Regions from separate parts of the Homo sapiens genome. Here all the other regions are linked to region 2. A link is a contact called in ENCODE Hi-C data. All regions are on one chromosome and are shown on one strand. The core of a region is the stretch at or near the end of the contact, and the rest is flanking DNA. Distances in the headings are between cores, read along the strand shown.

Region 1 (4,669 bases), core at 1,872-4,371, 3.3 Mb after region 2:
AAGCTTTCCCCCAACTTCGTAACAGCTTTATTGAGATATACTTCACACACCATAAAATTCACCCTTGGAAGATTTTCTTTTTTCTTGAGACAACGTCTCACCCTGTCACCCAGGATGGAGTGCAGTGGCGTGAACACAACTCACTGCAGCCTTGACCTCATGGGCTCAAGCAATCCTCCTACCTCAGCCTCTTGAGTAGCTGGGACCACAGGCATGTGCCACCACACCTGGCTAATTTTTGTATTTTTTTGTAGAGACTGGGTTTTGCCACGTTGCCTAGGCTGGTCTCTAAACTCCTGCGCTCAAGCACTCCTCCTGCCTCAGCCTTCTAAAGTTCTGGGGTTACAGGTGTGAACCACTGTGCCTGGCCTCATCCTTGGAAGATTTTAATGGTCTAGATACTGCTGATGAAACACAGGGCAGTGACAGACCGCTCTGAGTGGAGTCCAGAGAGCTGATGTGGCCCTAGGAAGCCTCTCAAATTTGCCATATTCTACCTTTATTGGGAATCAGAGTTTAGGATTCTGTCTAGGGTGCTTTATTTCCTGGAGTGTTTCTCTCTTGTCACACTCCCTGGTAACTGGAGCTCTGTACTCCTTTTTCGTGCAGTTTGTAAAGAGGGTTGAGGGTGGAGAAAATCCAACTCTGTGGATAAGGTCTCTGGAACACCTCCCCATTTCCCTGAAAGGTCAACCTTCTTGGTTGCCCCAGAGACTTGTAGCAGGGGCTGGAGCTTCTAAAACCAAAACTTTCACTTCACACGTCAGTGATTCTGCACCGTCATATCTGCAGCAAAACTGACCTCCAGGGCTTTCCCGGAAGCGCTGCAGCTTTCTTTACATAGCCTCATCTGCCCGCCTTTTTGAGGTAGACTTCTCCTGCCAAGGGGGGGCTATTTGGTATAGTCTTGAGCCCTCCTCCCCTGCACACATGTGTGCCCCTTTTCTTCTCTCTCCTTTCTTAGGTGGCCTGAATTTGGAAGTTTAGCTGTAGTGAAGGGCGGTGCCGCTCCAAGGTGAGCAAGGCTCCTTCAGGGCCACTGACTTCTCTGTTTCCCCTGCCACCTGCCTCCACTATGTATGCTGCTTCCTGGGCCACTCCTTTGGAGTGGCTTTCACCTGTTCCCTGAAGGCTGGGCCCTGGCTCCATGATGGCAGGCTCTTCTAGCAATGTGCTTCCCAGTCAGGTTTTCTGGTTGGTTGGGAACATCCCTGGGCTGGTCTGCACAAGCTCTTAGGGGCTCACTCTGGGCTGGCCTAAGGCCAACTGCAGGGGCTGGGCTCTCAGGGGAGGTGAGGATGGCCACAGGTCTGCAGAGGAACTTGGCAGCAGTGGGCACTGGAGACCAAATGGCTTTGCTTTTGCTTCCCTCACTTGGATGTGTTGTCAGTGGGAGGGAAGAAATCAGGCAAATGAAAAAAGTAAAAAGGCTCTACCCTGATCCTTTGCCAGGAGCCCTGAGAGTCTGGCCTCTGCTTGGGGGTCTGCAGGCCTGAGCACTGCAGTTCCTCAATTGCTCACTGCCTTCCTCTGGGGGAGGAGCAGAGAGGTCACAGATGCTTGGCTTGCCCTGTGACCTGGTGCAATTCACTTAACCTCTCTGAACCTCAGTACATCCACAGATTGAGAGAGATAAAACTCACATGCAGGGCTCTTCAGGAGACTGTATGGAGAAGTGCTCTGAGAGCTGCCAGGAACAATACTGTCATCACAGATGCTAAATCGGGGAGCCCGGGCTTTTTTTTGTAGAAGGTGGTTTCCCTAGCTCCTCTATTCACTTACTGTAATCACAGAATCATGGATCTTGAACTGGAAGGGATCTCAAGAGGTCCTCTGGTCCAGTCCTGTGGCATAATTACCTGTATTTTGTAGATAAGATTGTTTTAAGTGTTCCTTATTTTGACATATCTATCATAACATGGTGCAAATAAGCCCTTCTCCTCTTGGGGAGGTGTGACTTCCAGGTGTACATGTACGCAGGTGCTCCAGCCAGCAAAGAGGTGGAAGAGGACAGGAAAGCCATGCCCCCTTAGAAGCAAGTGCAGGTTTGGCAGGATTTCTGGGCAGAAGATCCAAGTTTTGCCTGTGTCCTCCACACCCCACCCTGGCCCTGTAGGCCCAGTGAGTGTGTGAGAATCATATTCTGCTGCCCCTCCCTCCTCTTCTCCCTGAGAAAGTGAGGGATGCACCTGGTTCTCAGGTCTGGCCACAGTGTTTTGAAAAGTGGCTGCCAGGACACATGGTATTCTTCGGTGGTTTTTCTTTCAAAGGAAAATCTCCTTGTGACCCATCTCCTTGAAAAACAGCCACCGCCACCACCGCCGCCGCCACCACCACCACTGCACCACCACCAAAAAACTTGGAAGGAAGAATAGGACACACTCCCCTGAACTTTCCCCTGGCCCTAGAGCCCCATTGAATGTGGGGGCCAGAACCAACCTCTTGAGCTGCAAAAATGTTTTCCATCTTCCCACCAGTCAGGCAAGGAGGCATCAAGGCCTGGACCTGAGAATTGATCAGGGGGATATTTAGGGAAGACAGGGGAAAATGTGAGTATGGAGTGAAAAGCCGCTCAACTCTGGCCTGAGTTGCTAGATTTAAATCCAGGAGATTTTCCTCACCTAAGCGATGGAGATGGTGGGTCCTTTCTAGGGACTGAGGCCAGTTTCTCAATAACCTTTACACGCACCAGGACGCTTTTGAGCCAGAAAGTGAAACTCGGAGAGTCTGTTAATAAAATGCCATGGAGAGGATTGTGCATGATTTACCGTATCCAAAACCAGAGAGAGTTTCTTTGTGGAAGAAAGCGACTTGTGCCTTCCCCAGCATCACACACACACTTTCCTGGCAGGCTCAATGGGTTTCCAAACATTTCGTCACCGTCTCCTCCTGACCTTGGTGTGAAAGGAACTAGCAGCGTGGCCCGCCAGCAAAGCCATCGGGGGCGCCAGCCTGGGCGGGGGATGGGGACGGCGACCGACTCGTGAGTGGAGGTGAGGTCTGCTGGAAATCCCCAGCCCCGGCCGCCGCCTGAGGTTTAAGGACGCCTTCCCCGGCCTTATTTGGTCGCAGGAAGTGGGCGGCGCCGGGCCTGCTGGCTGAGGCCGCCCCGAGACAGTTGTGCTGATGAAGTGGTAGAGCTGGTTCCTGCTCGCCGCGGTGCCGCGCGCGCCGGCCGGCCGCTGGGCGCTCCGCGCTCCCAGCCTCGAGTTGTGCAATCCTTTGTAGCACGCCAGAGTCCTCCTCCTCCGCTGTTGCCTCTCGCCCTCTCTCTTTTTTTTTTTTTCAAGCTGTGAGCTCAACCGATGAGTCAGAGCCGTGCAATCCTGACACTGCATCGCAGGACTGGGGGTGACACGGAGGGAGGCAGAGCGCTCGCGAGGCGGACGGCACGGGTGCGGGGCGCGCCGAGGCTCCTGCATCGCAAGCGGGGGGTGACAGCCCGCGCGTCCCGCCCGGGCCCTGCCAGCAAACTTCTCAGCCTCGGGAGGCGCGGGCTGGCGGAAGCCCCGCGAGCGCCGCGGGGAGGCGACGGCGCCTGTTTGTTTTTAAAATCGGGAGTGCGTGCAGGCGGCTGGAGTCCCGGAGGCGACCGAAGGCGGCGACCCGCGGCGGAAGGGGGACAGCCGAGCCCGGAGCCCGGAGCCCGGGCAAGAGCTGGGTAAGTGGGGCTGCCTGGCCGGCGGCCGAGGCCTGCACGCGGCGGGGCCGGCGAGGGGACCCCAGGCGGCGCGCGAGCTGTGGCTGCTCGCACGGCGGGTTGCAGCTCTGCAGGCGCGGCCCGGAGAGGGGGCCGCGGGGGCCGCTGCGCTCGAACTTCTGCGGCCTGGGCGGCGGTGGAGCGGGCGCGTGTGGCCGTGCGGGGGCCGCCTGCAGCCCGCCGCCCCCTCCCCCGCGGTCCGCGCCCTCGGCCCGCAGCTGCGTGTGCAGCGCAGCCCCGCGGTGTTTGTGCAGCTACGCAGCTTGCGCGCGGCCCCCGCCCACCCGGGCGCGGCCCCGCCAGGAAAGCCCTCCCCACCCGGCGGCCCGCGGCGGCTCGGGAATCCGGCTGCTCCTCCTCCGCTGGAGAGAAACGTGGTGTCCGTGGGGACCGGCTGACGTGACGGAGCCCAGGCCCGGAAGGCGCGGCGAGGGGCTAGCCAGCTGAGGGAACTTGGCGCGGGAGCCCCTTCCCCTGCCAGCGTGCACGGGAAAGTGGGCCTGGACGCGGCGTCCACGCCAGGAGTTTGGGGGACAGAGGTGCAGGGGCGTTGGGGAACTGGGGCAAATGCAGTCAGCAGAGGCCTAGGCTGGAGCGCTTCGCGCGGGCGGGCGCACCTCAGACCTGTCATCCTCCCGCGCGCCCCCGCACGCCCGCGCCGCCGCAGCCCTCCCAGCCCGCGCGGTGCCTCGCGGGGAGCTGTGTTCCCTGGTGCCTGGCGGCAGCGCCGAAACCCGGGATTCGGCCGGGCCCTGCATATGGCCGGCTTGGTGGAGCTGGTCACGTCGCCTCCCAAGTCGCACATGCAGGACCATGTGTGTCAGGTTGCCCCCAAGGCCTCTGGGTAAAGGTCTAGGGGAGGAAGGGGAACTTCGTGTGCCCTGGGGCCTTCAGGCTTCAGCCCCAAGGCGGGCCGACATGGAGGAGGTACCTGCCACAGAAAGTGGAGGCCGGGTGTCCGTCCCAGCC
Region 2 (4,432 bases), core at 1,933-4,432:
AGTCTGGGAGAGTGAGGCAATGCTCCCCAAGCAACTCTTTGCAGAGGAATCACTGCAAAGTGCCAGCAGGCCAGAGAAAGTTTATTATTGCTCTAGAGTGCACAGTGAGCTCACTGTTTTGCAAAAACAGAAATCTGGCTGCTTTGAGATGAAAGAGGGGCTCCCTAGGGCTCCTCCTCCTCTTCTGTCCTTAAAAACTCGCCTTTCCTTTGCACTCAGGGGCCCCAGAATGAGTGGGAGATTGGGGCTCTGGGGAGGGTTGGATAGGGGAACAGGCTCTGGAAGTCAAGTGTCAAAATAAAAGTAAGTATCTCTTGTTGCTTCCACTGAACTTTATTGCAATTACTAGTAATAAGAGTGATAATAGTGATCCTCACAATTTATGCAGTTTACTAAGTACTGTCACATGTCAACCAGCAATAGTACCAACACTAGTATCAATACTAATAATAACTAACACTAACTGTGAGTCCAACACTGCTCTCCATTCTGTATGGTGTATTTAAGTTACAGTCTGGTAGTGACAGATCTACAACTTCTGTATATAGAACTCAGTGGTACAAATGCGCTTGGAAGGGGAGGCTGGGGGTTGGTTATGAAGGTGTATTGGCATAGTACTTACGTAAGATTGTATGTAACACCAAATCAACTGGGGCTGATGGGAATTTTGAGCACCCCAAACCACCTCTGCAAGCCTGAGCTTGTCAAAGACACCTCAAATCAGATTTACTGGATTCAAATCCCAGCCCCATCACTAATGGCTGTAGGCAAGTTATATAGCCTCTTTACTTTCCTGGTTTGTAAAATGGAGGTAAAAGAATCTACCCTGTAGATAATATTAAGGGTTTAATACTGTAATAGGCCGGTCACGGTGGGTCATGCCTGTAATCCCAGCACTTTGGGAGGCTGAGGCGGGAGGATCACCTGAGGTCAGGAGTTCGAGACCAGCCTGGCCAACATGGTGAAAGTCCGTCTCTACTAAAAATACAAAAATGAGCTGGGTGTGGTGGCGGGCGCCTGTATCCCCAGGTACTTGGGAGACTGAGGCAGGAGAATTGCTTGAACCTGGGAGGTGGAGGTTGCAGTGAGCTGAGATTGCGTCACTGTACTCCAGCCTGGGTGACAGAGTGGACTCTGTCTCAAAACAACAACAAAATACTATAGATAATATCCCCTTAATAATGTAGATAATATTAAGGGTGATGCAAGTAAAGCCACCTAGTTTACTAAGGTCCCACGGCAAGTCTAAGTAAGCGTTATCTCTTCTTATGACAAGAAACAAATTGAGGCCGGGTGAGGTGGCTCATGCCTGTAATCCCAACACTTTGGGAGGCCAAGGTGGGTGCATCACTTGGGCCCAGGAGTTTGAGACCAGCCTGGGCAACACGGCAAAACCCCATCCCTTTCCAAAAATACAAAAAAATTGGCCAGGTGTAATGGCACATGCCTGTAGTCCCAGCTACTAGGGAGGCTGAGGTGGGAGGATTACTTGAGCCTGGGAGGTCAGGCTGCTGCCAGCCGCGAGTGTGCCACTGCACTCCAGCCTGGGCAACAGAACAAGATCCTATCTCAAAAAAACAAAAAACCGAAGTTGAAATCTCAAACAACCCTAACAACCTGGGAGCTATCATTCCATTCTCTTTTCCATGGAAAAGAGAGATTTTGTGGGTAACTAGCTTAAGGGTGGAGAGCCAGTTAGTGATGGAGAGGAAATTTCAATCTGGTGGGCCACACTTCAGAATCCGAAATCCCATTATATTGCTTTCCCTTCTCCAGCCTTCCCTGGGATTATCTCAGTTTTCATGAAATAAAAAAAAAAAAAAAAGCAAACCCAATAATTAGAATAATCAATAGAAATGCCCCAACTAGAGCTATGACCAACATATCCATCGTGCCATAAGCAATACTGATGAGCAGTGATCTTGTAAGGCAGAAGAAATCACGGCCTTGGCCGGGCGTGGTGGTTCATGCTTGTAATCCCAGCACTTTGGAAGGCCGAGGCGGGAGGATCACCTGAGGTCAGGAGTTCAAGACCAGCTGGCTAACATGGTGAAACCATGTCTCTACAAAAATACAAAAAATTAGCTGGGCCTGATGGCGGGTGCCGGTAATCACAGCTACTTGGGAGGCTGAGGCGGAAGAATCGCTTGAACCTGCGAGGCAGAGGTTGCAGTGAGCCGAGATCGCGCCATTTTGCACTCCAGCCTGGGCGACAGAGCAAGACTCCGTCTTAAAAAAAAAAAAAAAAAAAAATCACGGCCTTGTTCCGCCTTCTGGGGCAACATGGAGTGAGATCACAGCGCCTGAGAAAGAACTTTGAAAACTGCGGCTGTGCTTTACAAAAATGTATCAGTATTATTAAATGCTGCCTCCACCTTTTAAAAATCAAACTCTAGAAAAAACACTCACCTGTTTGGCCTCTCCGGCCCCTCCCCCTCCCTGCCCTGAACTGCAGCTGTGCGCAGCCAGTTGCCTGTTTTCCTTAAAGGCCTCGGGGTGCTCGTATCTTCTTCAGACGTTCAGCCAAAATTTTTAAAGTGCGGCTGGGGGGAAGGGTAGCGCACTCTGAATTCATTTAGCTCTATCGTTGAAGCCCGGGTTCCTAGATCAGGGCACAAAAACAAATAGAAAAGACAATTTCTGGAAGATTGGAAAACAGCTAATTTTGCAGGTGCTTCGGCATCAGTGGTGGCGATGAATTTAACATCCATGCCGGGGGGGATAAGGTTCAACCGCAGATGAAATGGTTAATACCTTATACGAAATTCACGGCGAAAAATCCTGAAACAGGACATTTAAATTCACTGCCGAGGCTTGGGGGTGGGGTGGGGAGCAGGGATCGGAAACGACGCTAGTGGTTCTTAAATGCGTTTTTACTTGGGAATGCCCGGCAGGGAAAGGAAAGGTCATCGTCTGTTTAATTTCCACCCCCAGCTCTGGACTTCCAGCATTAGCTCGCCGGGCCTCAGCTGTTGTACACACACGGCGAGGGGGGAGGGGAGGGCGGAGGCGCGGAGGAGGGGCCGGCTGGGAGGAATCTGGGCGTCCTGCCGCGCATGCGCCTTGCCTGAGCAACAAGTGGGCTCCACAGAGGAAGTGTAAAGGGGAGGGGGAAGAACTGGTGCAGAGCATGGCGGTGACGTCAGCGCTCCGCCCGGGCGGCATCCCGCGCGGCCAAGCCGGGGACAGCGCGAGCCGCAGCCGGAGCAGGAGCGCCGAGACGCGCCTCCGGAACGTAGAGTAACAATCACAACCCCACATTCCGGGCGAGCGTGAGCACGAGCGGGAAGGGATGCGACCCGGGCCGAGGCGCCGCGCGAGCGCCCTGCAGCCAACGTGAGCGCCGCCAGCCGCGGCGGCCCGGGCGCCGGCCAGGCCTGGGGGCGGCGGGAGCCTGCGTGCGTGCACTCCTCTCCTCTGCTCTCGTGCGTCCTGGAAGCAGTGGCCGCGGCGGCTCCCTCCGGGGTGCAAACCCAGTCGCCGCCAGCAGAACGGCCGACGCTGCGGAGGGGAGAAGGTCCTTTCTCGGCTGCCACCCCCTCCCCCGGTCCTCCGGGGAAGCAGCGGCTTCAGCAAGATTGGACCCGGGCACCGGGTGGCACTGAACCCTCTGGCCCTCGCCCCAGGGGGCCCGTCGGGGAGAGGACGCAGCTCGTAGGGGGGTCCCCGGGGAGAGGAAGAGACAGCCCCTTTCGAGCTTCCACGCACCAGCCACTCCGGGGAGGGGGCCAAGAGGCAACGGCGGCCACCACCGGGCACCCTCGCCCCCTCCCCTCGGGCCGGGAGCTTCCAGCCCAAGTCTGCAGCACCAGGAAGAAGGCGCCTGAGCTCCCCTCGCGACGAGTCAACCGCAGTAGGAGGTGGGGGCGAAGAGAGGGCTGAACCCGTCCGCTGCCCGGGCGGTGGAGCCCCCACGGCGAGGCGCTGCGCCGGCGGTGGAGACTCGCGTTCCCTCCAGCCCCTGGGGCAGAACTTTCTCGCCCCCCCTCCTCCCTCCCCCGCAGTCGGACTCCCTCCCCAGCCGGCCAGTCCTCCCGGAGGAGAAGGCGCCGCGGAGACAGCCCGGGCGGGGGCCTACCTTCCCCAGGGCAGGCATCATGTCGGCGGCGCAGGTGTCCTCGTCCCGGAGACAATCTTGCTACCTGTGCGACCTGCCCCGCATGCCCTGGGCCATGATCTGGGACTTCTCGGAACCCGTATGCCGCGGTTGCGTCAACTACGAGGGCGCTGATCGCATCGAATTCGTGATCGAGACAGCGCGCCAGCTGAAGCGGGCGCACGGCTGCTTCCAGGACGGCCGCTCCCCCGGGCCGCCGCCGCCCGTCGGGGTCAAGACAGTGGCCCTGTCGGCTAAGGAAGCGGCGGCGGCGGCGGCAGCAGCGGCGGCCGCCGCCGCCGCCGCGCAACAGCAACAGCAACAGCAGCAGCAGCA
Region 3 (4,673 bases), core at 1,141-3,640, 3.2 Mb after region 2:
ATGACCCTCGCTCTGCAAAAGGACTGAGAGCTCGGCCTTCTGTTCTTGGGGTTTGTGTTATGCTTAGATCTGGCTCTGGCCCCTGCTTTCCTTTCCATGTTCTATCAGGAAGGCTGTGCAGGGTTGTCACTGGGTCCCCAATGATTCTCTACTGGTCTCTGTTATTTGTGGCCATGTAATGAATTCCTCAAAACACAGCAGCTTAAGACAACATTTATTATCTTATAGTTTCTGTGGGTCAGGAATCCAGGCAGCTTAGCTGGGTGCCTCTGCCTGAAGGGCCCGAGGGAGGCCCTTCAGCTGTTGGCTGGGGTTGAAGGTCTTATCTGAAGTCTTGATTAACATGGGGGGAAGGAGAGGCATCCCTTTCCAAGCTCCCTCAAACGGTGGTTGGCAGGCCTAGCTCCCTTTCTACCAGGCTGCCTTAGGACGTGGCAGTTGGCTTCCCCCACAGTGAGTGTTCCCAGAGAGTGAAAGGCATAGAGAGGACCCAGTATGGAAGCCGCATTTTTTTTTTTTATAACCTAGTCTCAGAAGTAAGATCACATCACTGGCCATATTCTATTTGTCAGAACTCAGTCAATGGATTCAGCTTACACTTAAGGAGGGAGGATTATACAAGGGTATGAATACCTGGAGGCAGAGATCATTGGCAGGGGGCGCATCTTAGAGGCTGTCTACCACATCCTCCACTTGGTGCCCTGGTACTCCAGCAACTGCCACCTTACATAGAGAAAAAAGCAATGTATGTGTAAGTGTCAGGCCTTCACACATTTACACTGTCTGCTAATTACTCCTGGGCATGCAGAAATACTGAATATTCATGAAATTGTGACTGAAAATTTGGAATTGCATATGGAACAAAAAAAATATTCAGCTCTTGTTTTAGCAAATATGGAGTATCACATGATTGCCTTTAGAAGCCTGGCTAACATATTCTCTCATTGGTTGCCTTAAGCAGAATGCACTAAGGAATTACTTCTATTTATTCCAAAATTGAAATGGGCAATCCCTTCACCATCTCCCCACAATAGCGTGATGTAAGAAGAATTTCAGGGAACTTTAATTATTGAGTCTAATGATGCAGTTATTTCTCAAAGCAGTATTATTTTTCTTGCATTGCACATTTTGTATTTATAATGTGCCATTAATGTCTTAGTAAAAATCAGAACTAGGGCGTAGCAGCTGCAACGTGGAGGATTTCATGTTGCTAGGAGAGCTTCGATCTTCATACGCCTATCTTTGGGTGAGTCTGTGGCTTTCCATGAGAGATTAACACAGACCTGGGGATCATTTCCCAAATGTCATTTTCCATCAGTCTTACATCCACCTTTCTGAACAAAGCCTTCACTCAAGTTTATGGTTTCCTGTGTTTTCATAAAAAGATGAAGCATTGAAAGGGGGGAGGTTTTATCTGGCCAATGTGCTAGGAGAAGCAGTATTTGGGGAAAAAAGGAAAATTGTTGAGCCCTAACTGATGCTTTTGAACCACCTATTAAAAGGTCCCTGTTTTCCACGACAAGCTACAATGAAGCTAATGTTTCTGTTATGAAAGCCCTTCACTGCAGTTTCGAATGTCTTTTTTTTTTTTTTTCACCAGCAAAGGCTAACCCCGTTTTTTCTCCAGCCTTATGAGATCAGGAGTTCTTCCTTGAAGACTGCTGTTTAACGACTTGGTTGCTACTTATCTTAAAGGTGGCTTTCCGTTGTACTTTTTAATAAGGTGAGCACATTTATTTTGAGCAATGATAAATTTCAGGATTACTATTGCCTGAAGCTGCCCTTCTCAGGCCTCCACCCTACCCTCAAAGTCACTTTTGACCGGTGATGAAACACAGAATGCATCAGACTCTATTTTCTGTGAGTTGAGTGTAAAGAGGTGGAAATCGCGGGGGAGGATTAGAACAGAAACCATTCTGCAGCCCCAGCTTGGGCGTTGAAATAGCCCCCAGAAGTGTGATACGTGGTAAACGTCTTGCTCACTTATAACCCGTAGAAATGACGAGGGACATCATGCAGACTTTTAGAGAGAACGTGGGGACAGGGACCCTTGTTTTAAGGCCCACTTTAGGCATTAAGAACACATAGAGCACACTGCTTTCTGACATGACCCTTTTAGCCCCAACACCAAACGGAAAAACTTTTTCTTTCCCCTCCCCCACCGCTTTGTTTGTGTACTGGTGTTTACCCTGGAACCCCAGCTTTCCGGGGACCCTGAACCCCACCACCACCTTCCAGACCAGCCTGAGAGCAGGGGACTCCAGCGCGGGGCCCCGGATCGCACTTCGGCGCGGAAACGACGCGGCTGGAGCGAGGCTTCCCTCCCAGGGCGGGGGGTGCAGGCTAGGCGGCCGGCAGCGCAGGGCTGCCCGCTACCCCGCAGCCGAGGGCGCGCAGAGTGGGGAGACGGCGCCTGGGGCCAGGGGCGCGCGGAGCCGGGGGCGCGGGCGGGGCGGCTGGCTGCAGGGCCCTGCGCGCCACCGCGCGAGCCGCTGGGTCACAGCCCGGGCCGCACAGCCCGGGCCGCACCGCCCGCTCCGCGAGGAAGTGACGACTGCGCCGTCCCGAGAGCAACAAAGTTAGAGTCTGCGGGCCGCACTCGCCTGCGCCCCGCACCCCTCCGAGCAGCCCGGGGATCCAGCACGCAGGTAAGCCGCGGGCTCGGCGCCCCCTCCCGCCACCGGGCGCCGGCGTGGGGCTCGGAATCGTTCCGGGGCTCGGGCTGGGCCGCGCGGGCGCGGATGTGGCGGGCCGGGTTGGGCCGGGCGCTGGGGTGCCGGGGTGCTGCAGGGAGGGAGCTCGGCGGCCGGGGTCGGGGCGCCGGGCTGCGCCGGTGTTGTCGCCGCTTTGCCGCGGGACTTCAAACAGCAAGGGCTGCAGCGGGGCCAGCTCCAGGCGCCGTTGGCCTGAGGTAGGGTGGGGGGAAGGGGCTTTCCGGGGCCTACGTCTGCAGCCAGCCCTCCGCCCAGCGCCTCCATCCCTGCAGGCTGGGCGCAGCTCTCGGCCCCTGCCCGGTGCTTCCCTGGGAAATGACCTCTTCCTCTTCGCAGCCCTTGTCGAGGGCGCAGGAAGGAAGTTAAAGGAACTTTCCCCGGACTTTTATTTGCTTGGCCTTCCTGGGACGAAGAGCAGAGTAGCTCGGAAGTTTGGGAAAACAACCCTACGCATTTTCAGAAAACCAAACCGGAATTGTCCCCAAGCCCCCTTGAAATGAATCGCTCCTGACTCCCCCTTTACCCTTCCCAACCATGTCCCAAACCTGACAGTGATCGCTAAGGCCTAACACTTTGCAATTTAGCCATAAAAACTGTCAGCACACCCACGTACATATGTGAGTGTTTTCTATATAAAACTCAGAAACCCGCTTCCAGCGGACTCTGTGGCATCTCGTTCTTTTCTGTTTCCTAAAACTGCAAGGGCTGCAGGAATGTGCTGCAGGAACTTTGACGGTGGTTCCCGTCGCCCTCGGTAGCCTCGTGGCGCAGGGTTTTTTAAAGAACAGCTGAGAAGTTTGGGACATTCCTGCAGAGTAACTAGGGGCTGGCGGCCCGGGCCAGTGGCGAGACTGCAACTGTAGCGGCGGCGGCGGGGACACGTTGGTGTGTGCAGGAAAGTGCGTCCGAGCCGTGGAGACTCGAGATGGGGTGTCCTAGAGGTTGAATGGTGCAGTTCCTAGCAGCAGCTTCCTGCCGGCCTGTAATTACAGCGTGATTGCACAGTCAGGCATTGTTGGCGTGGATGTTTATACACAGGCTATTGTGCAAGACCTCGGTAGTGGCGAAGAAAACGCAGCTTTGCACTGCAAATGCCCAGGATAGATCTGGGTCTGAGCTGCAGTCTCCAAATTCTTTTTGCCCTTTAACCCTAGCTAGGTGATTTATTTCATTACCTCCCTCTCACTTTTGACGACTTGTCCAAAGCCTGAGATGTGGGGTGGACTCGGGAGGCCACTGCACTCCTATCTTAGGCAGCCTGAAAACTATCCCAGGAACTCTACCCTTATTTGTCTCCGGAGAAAATGTGGGATGACGTCAGTAGGAAAAGGAGATGGGAGATGGCTATCAACCTCTCTAAACGGGAAAGCTGTTTGAATTAGCAAAATTGCACGGGTGGCTGGGTTGGGGCTGAGTTGCAAAGAGGACTCGTCAGACCATGTGTGACTGAGCTGGCGTGCTAGACTTTAAGCCTGGAAGTGTCAGCTGCAGAAACTTAGTAGGTGGTAGGTCCTAATTCCTTTATTGTGCTGGGCAAAGAGGAAACGTGCAAGTGGTAGCACTTTTGTCTGTGCTGGTGGTCTGGGTCTGGGAGGGGCAGAGGAGTGACTCCTCCTTCTCCATAGGAACCCTAGGCCCACTTTCTTAGCAGGGACTGTGGCACAGACCAGAGCAGGGATCCTCCCATTTGCCATGCTGCCTTGCAGGAAGGGAGCCAAGCCTGCAAGTATGGAAAGAAGGCAAACAGTGTCTTGTTGAGGGCCTTACAGGGGTATAATTGTATAGAGAGATTTAAAACACAGTAAAAAAGGCGTGTATTGGATTTGTGCAGGGCCATCGTTTTCACATTCTAAATCTCAACCTGATAACTCCCTGTCCTAGGCAGAAGACGCTCATGGGGAGCACTCAGCCCAGCTACGTTGCTGTGTGGCTAGGTGGTACCACCTTATGCTGGGCATG

What was found. A loop is a pair of places that touch in the nucleus more often than their neighbours do. Pooled maps may share reads with other maps.
Region 1: a loop to region 2 is called in a pooled map, with 6 times the contacts of the local background. The contact joins the promoter of MIDEAS here to the promoter of IRF2BPL in region 2. A Hi-C loop is called at or near these places in 3 of 37 single-sample maps with no recorded cell type and 11 of 50 pooled maps.
Region 3: a pooled map shows a loop between it and region 2 (5-fold over the local background). The contact joins the promoter of MIDEAS-AS1 here to the promoter of IRF2BPL in region 2. A Hi-C loop is called at or near these places in 2 of 37 single-sample maps with no recorded cell type and 5 of 50 pooled maps.

What each region holds. Positions count from the first base shown.
Region 1 is chr14:73,758,755-73,763,423 of GRCh38, reverse strand. It overlaps MIDEAS (mitotic deacetylase associated SANT domain protein), which reads left to right and starts at 3,121. Exons shown (of 13, transcript NM_001367710.1): 1 at 3,121-3,661. It overlaps MIR4505 (microRNA 4505), which reads right to left; the gene lies at 4,605-4,669. RefSeq lists enhancers at 853-1,152, 754-1,275, 1,276-1,798, 2,714-3,043 and silencers at 3,464-3,703, 3,834-3,983, 4,344-4,453.
Region 2 is chr14:77,027,458-77,031,889 of GRCh38, reverse strand. IRF2BPL (interferon regulatory factor 2 binding protein like) reads left to right here and starts at 3,182. Exons shown (of 1, transcript NM_024496.4): 1 at 3,182-4,432. The coding sequence starts at 4,098. It overlaps LOC107984638 (a long non-coding RNA gene), which reads right to left and starts at 4,422. Exons shown (of 4, transcript NR_190002.1): 1 at 4,079-4,422; 2 at 2,410-2,602; 3 at 2,154-2,229; 4 at 318-2,063. It overlaps LOC105370579 (a long non-coding RNA gene), which reads left to right. Exons shown (of 2, transcript NR_169510.1): 2 at 1-331. RefSeq lists an enhancer at 1,609-2,129 and silencers at 2,893-3,022, 3,223-3,432, 3,553-4,052.
Region 3 is chr14:73,785,077-73,789,749 of GRCh38, reverse strand. It overlaps MIDEAS-AS1 (MIDEAS antisense RNA 1), which reads right to left and starts at 2,390. Exons shown (of 3, transcript NR_109995.1): 1 at 2,241-2,390; 2 at 634-723. It also overlaps a transcript of MIDEAS not described here. RefSeq lists an enhancer at 1,716-1,765 and silencers at 2,116-2,175, 2,256-2,305, 2,356-2,945.